Regions from separate parts of the Mus musculus genome. Here region 1 is linked to region 2. A link is a loop called in an ENCODE intact Hi-C map of the cell type or tissue named here. Cell type or tissue: heart. All regions are shown on one strand.

Region 1 (2,500 bases), 280 kb before region 2:
TGTGTCATTCAGTGCCTGTACCAGAGCCATGACTCAGCATATGAGTGGCCGCCTTTCCCCCAGTGTGACATGTCACCCAAATTTCAATGCCTCAGCATGCATCCTGCCCTGTGGCTGATCAACGAGGCAGCCAGAGAAGGAAACTAGAGTGAATTCTCTGTTTCTGAGTCAGAGCGGGAGTTCTGCCAGCCTAGCCGGAACATGCCACACTCACCCTTACACCTTGCACAATCCTCAGAGGATTGAAACTGTTTTATTCATTTTCAGCCCCATCCCTTCCCTCACCTCAGCCCTCAAGGAAAGAGGGCAGAACTACAGATCTATTTTTACCTACTAGACCTTGAATGGGGTCGTTGCAGGGCCTCAACATGGTTAAAGTGGAACATTTGTGTCCACGGAGTTTGACTTGCTGCTGTTGAGAGTCTGCGTTGCACATTAAGACTCTGACCACATAGCGGCTGGGTGGTCCCTGCTCAACCCATTGTCATGGAGACAGTGAAGGTTTTAGGGGCTGGATTTTTGAGCCCTACTTTCCTGATCTGGAGTTGGGAGGACAAGACAGCTCTTTTTAGGGGCTGGGAGGACAGTTAAGTTGGTAAAGTGCTAGCATAAGGACTGAGGTGATATATTTAGGACCCCATGAGGCAGTACGTCCTATAAGCCCAGCTCTGGGAAGATGGAAATAGGAGATCATTGGGGCTAACTGACCAGCCTGTCCAGCTGAATTATGAGCTCCAGATTCAGTGAGAGACCCTATCCCCAAAATATATAATAATAATGTCAATAACAATAGTTGTAATAATAATAATAATAATAAGAAGAAGAAGAAGAAGAAGAGGAAGAAGAAGAGGAAGAAGAGGAGGAGGAGGAGGAGGAGGAGGAGGAGGAGGACAAAGAAGAAGAAGAAGAAGAAGAAGAAGAAGAAGAAGAAGAAGAAGAAGAAGAAGAAGAAGAAGAAGAAGAAGAAGGTGGAAAGCTGTGAAGAGATGCACAGCATCAGTCTCTGGTTTCTATGCAAGTGTGAACACACACACACATAGGAAACAGAGCCAGGGTTATATTGGCCTAGGAATTTATTCATGTAAAAGAAGTCCCAGAGTCATTATTATGGGGAGCAAGGTGGTGGTGGCGGAGGGGAGGAAGCTCTGAGTTACACATAGTGACCAGTGTGGGGTGCCATTTGTTATGCTGGGCTTTGCCTCCTGACTGCTTTGTTCCCAGAAATAACAACTCTGAGACTAATTATTTATTAATAAATGATTAGCCATAGCCTCGGCTCTGCCCCATGACCAGCTCATATCTCAATAATCCAGTTTATTCTATGTTCTTCTACTGGTTACCTACTACTCTGCAGGTTCATTGTCTTCCTCTCTGTCTAAGAGAATGAATCTCTTGCCTCTGACTCTGTCCCATAATTCTCTACCCTCCTCTCTCCTGGAACTCCCACCTCCCATTTCCGGCCACAGCTCATTGGCTAAGGGCTTTTTTTTTTTTTTTTCTGACAGGTGAATGCTTTTTTTTTTTTTTTAAGATTTATTTATTATATGTAAGTACACTGTAGCTGTCTTCAGACACTCCAGAAGAGGGCGTTAGATCTTGTTACAGATGGTTGTGAGCCACCATGTGGTTGCTGGGATTTGAACTCCAGACCTTTGGAAAAGCAGTCGGGTGTTCTTAGCCACTGAGCCATCTCACCAGCCCAGGTGAATGCTTTTAAACAGTGCACAAGAGTCTCCATACAGAGGGAATTCAGTATTAATCATTGGGAAATTATCAATGCATTTATATATTCTTTAGCTCAATTTAGGATTTTAAAGATATAATCTGGTATCTTTCATACATCTACTAATTATGAGCTGGGCCAGGTAGCACAGACCTACGATCCCCAAGACTCAGGAAGCTGAGGCAGGAGACTCAAAAGTTTAAGACCAGCCTGGGAAACTCAAGGCACTGTCTCAAAAAAACTTTATAAATACATATTTAAACGGGACTGGGACTTTCTAAATGGGGCCGACAGCTGGGGTGTGATGCACCTTTGACTTCTATTTCTCTGAACCCCAAAGGGAGCTTTCAAGCATGCAGTTCCCTGAAGCAGTCCAGGAGGGGAGCTGAGCTGTCTCCGAAAATGTGAAGCTCCAGCAGACCTCAAGCAGGGTCACAAGGCCTCAAGATAACACAGCTTCTTTTCTGTCATCCTCTTGTTCTTTCTTTGAGCAGTAACATCAGGAAACAAGCTCATGAGACTGGCTTTGGTTCATGTCAGGCCAAAGTGTGGGGCAGCAGCTTAGCTGTGGTCAGTTTGCCCCAGGCTAGGCACCAAAGTCAAGACTATAGAGCATGCGAGTCCAGCAAGATGCCTGTCCCCTCCAGCAGGCAGCAATCAGGGACAAGCTTACACTGTTATGAAAATATGAGAGGCAGACTTCCTCCTAACTAAGGTTCCAATGTGTGGGTGTGTGCGTGCTTTTGTGTGTGTGTATACATACATATATATGTGTGT
Region 2 (2,500 bases):
GCAGCCTTTGGATGAAGACATAGAACTCTCAGCTCCTCCTGTGCCATGCCTGCCTGGATACTGCCATGCTCCCACCTTGATGATAATGGACTGAACCTCTGAACCTGTAAGCCAGCCCCAATTAAATGTTGTTTTTTATAAGACTTACCTTGGTCATGGTGTCTGTTCACAGCAGTAAAACACTAACCAAAACAGATATATCTCCAGCATGTCAGTAAAGTTTTGATCTTGTAATGATTGGGAGCAGTGGCTCAAACCCAGGGCCTGGAGCACACCAGGCAAAGCCTCTGCCCCTCAGCCTATCTAAGATAACCAGGAGAGCTGTGGGTTTGTTAACGGGTGAACAGATTTGCTAATAGCAAACAACCCCTGTGCACCTAGATTCATGATCCTCTGTACATTGTGCTTTTAATAGATCTGGGTGTGACTGGCTGGACTATCACTTACAACGTGTATGTATGTCTTTCTTTTTTCTTTCACAGTTTGGCTCCATGTTATCAGGGTCAGGCTAGGTCTCTGAGCATCTGGCAAAGAGACCTTGCCCACCTGATACTGTTCAAGCTGCTTCATCATAAGCTCCTGGAGTGAGCATCTGGGCTATCTTGTGGGTTTGGCATCCCAGGTCCCCAGCAATGAGAAGAAAGGAAACTGATGTTTAATAAACCTAATTTTTTAAAAACTACACTTCTTTATTTACGTGTGTGTACACATGGAGGCACACTTAGCAGTTAGAGGACAGCTTTCGGGTGTTCTCTTCTTACAAAGTGTGCGTATAAAGGAACTCAGGTTCCAGGCTCGGCAGTACATGTTTTCACCCACTGGACCATCCCGCCAGCCCCAGGAACACTTACTTAAGATACAAAATGAAGATAGATACTGTTTGCTACTGTTTATTTTGTTTCGGTTTTGAGACAAGTTTTCATTAGAAGCTCAGACTGGCCTTACACTCGTTGTCCTGACTCAGCCTCCACGGAAGCGCTGTGGTTGCAGGTGTTGAGTGCTACTTCTTACTTAGAAGGACGGGAACATTTAGAGAAAGATGTGTCTAGAGAAGACCCTTAATCATAGAATAAGCAGAAAGTCTTTTCTCGGTCAGATAAGGCTGCCACAAGTGAAACAGAGGAAACTGGGAAACCTTGAGTCCACGCTTTGGTGGCCGCTTGCTTATTTCGCCCCCTAGTGGATTTCCTCCGTCATTTAATCCTGGCGATTAGGATTCTGGGAAATAGTCAGGCATCATGCTGTATTCTCTTAACTTTAACCTTGATCAAGACCCATTGTCTTTTCCTAGCCGCCTCTGCACTCTCAGCCCCAACAGTCCTGTTTGGAGCCCTTTACCACCCCCATCAAACCCCACATGTCTGTTTAATTTAATAGGATGATCTCCAGTACCATCTATTTTCTGGGAAACAAGATTTTGATCTTTATGACGTAATAGTATTCCATTATGTATATTATGTGTGTGCGTGCACCTCATTCTTTATCCCTCCTACCATTGATGGGTATCTAGGCTGATTCCATGACTTCAATATGGTAAACGTCACTGTAATAAATGTGAGTATGCAGAAATCTCTGTGGTCCGCCAGCTTTGATGCCTTTGGAGATAGATATAGCCCCAGGAATGACTTGACTGGATCTTGTAATTCTATTCCAGGGTTTTTAGAGCTTTCCTTGGTGACTGGATTAGTTTATATCCCACAAGGAGGTATGGGGGTCTCCTTCCATGCACCCTTTCTAGCAACTGTTGGTTTTGCTTGCTTGACCATCGCAGTTTTGACTGGGGTGAGGTAGTGGGATTGTGTTAGCGCTGTTAGGGAAAAGGGTTGCAAAGTCTTCCCTTCAAGCCACCATGATCCTCAACAGCAGTGTCAGTGTCCTTCTGGTCATTTGTTTGCCTGAAGCTTATTTTCTAGAAGGTTCTTTGGGAAGGCTCATGGAAGCACTTACCCCACCTCTCTCACCACCATGCTTTCCCATGAGGATTATGTGATTTGTGTCTTTTCTATTTTGATGTGAAATCCCTGGGTGATATTTCCTGCATTTGGGTAGATTATAAAGGCCATTCATATTCTTGTTGAACGGTTATCAAATACTTGACAACAGTTGACTTTTATTTCCCTGTCAATCATTCTCCTTTCCTCTACTGGTTGGGAGGACTTGCTGTCTCCTCTAAACTCCTGTAATTTTTATAGGGGAGTGCCACAGAGCTGGGGACTTTGCCATCGTTACTCTCATGGGTGAGCTGACAGTTGCTTTGGTATAGTGTGTTTACATGAGACCACGCCCTGATGGTAGAAGTACAGATACTCTGTCTCATGTTTGAGCAGCATTTGAAGGCAGACATCTGCCCCTTTGAGGTAAATCAGATTCCTCTGAACTCTCAAATATTAAGGTTGGTGAGCAAAGGACTACACAAGAGGGTGGTTTTGCTTGCTAATAAAAGCCAAAAGCCTGGGGTGAGGACTAACTGGGCCTACTGGTGGTATGAAGCTTGTGTGTG

Evidence for each region. A loop is a pair of places that touch in the nucleus more often than their neighbours do. Peaks named below come from ENCODE experiments on the same cell type or tissue, not always from the same donor. Only the 100,000 strongest peaks of a DNase experiment are listed, where the experiment ranks them.
Region 1: a loop joins it to region 2, with 4 times the contacts of the local background. A loop is called at or near these places in 1 of 42 quality-filtered maps.

What each region holds. Positions count from the first base shown.
Region 1 is chr8:126,548,789-126,551,288 of GRCm38, reverse strand. No RefSeq gene overlaps it. Among named protein-coding and RNA genes, the nearest start is that of Gm39286, 22 kb to the left of the region's middle. In heart, a CTCF peak has its summit at 1,196; a DNase peak (open chromatin) is centred at 108; H3K27ac peaks cover 635 bases.
Region 2 is chr8:126,265,998-126,268,497 of GRCm38, reverse strand. All of the region lies in intron 2 of Slc35f3 (solute carrier family 35, member F3), which reads right to left. Among named protein-coding and RNA genes, the nearest start is that of Gm31165, 24 kb to the left of the region's middle. In heart, a CTCF peak has its summit at 1,184 (motif pointing left); no DNase peak of the experiment used is centred here.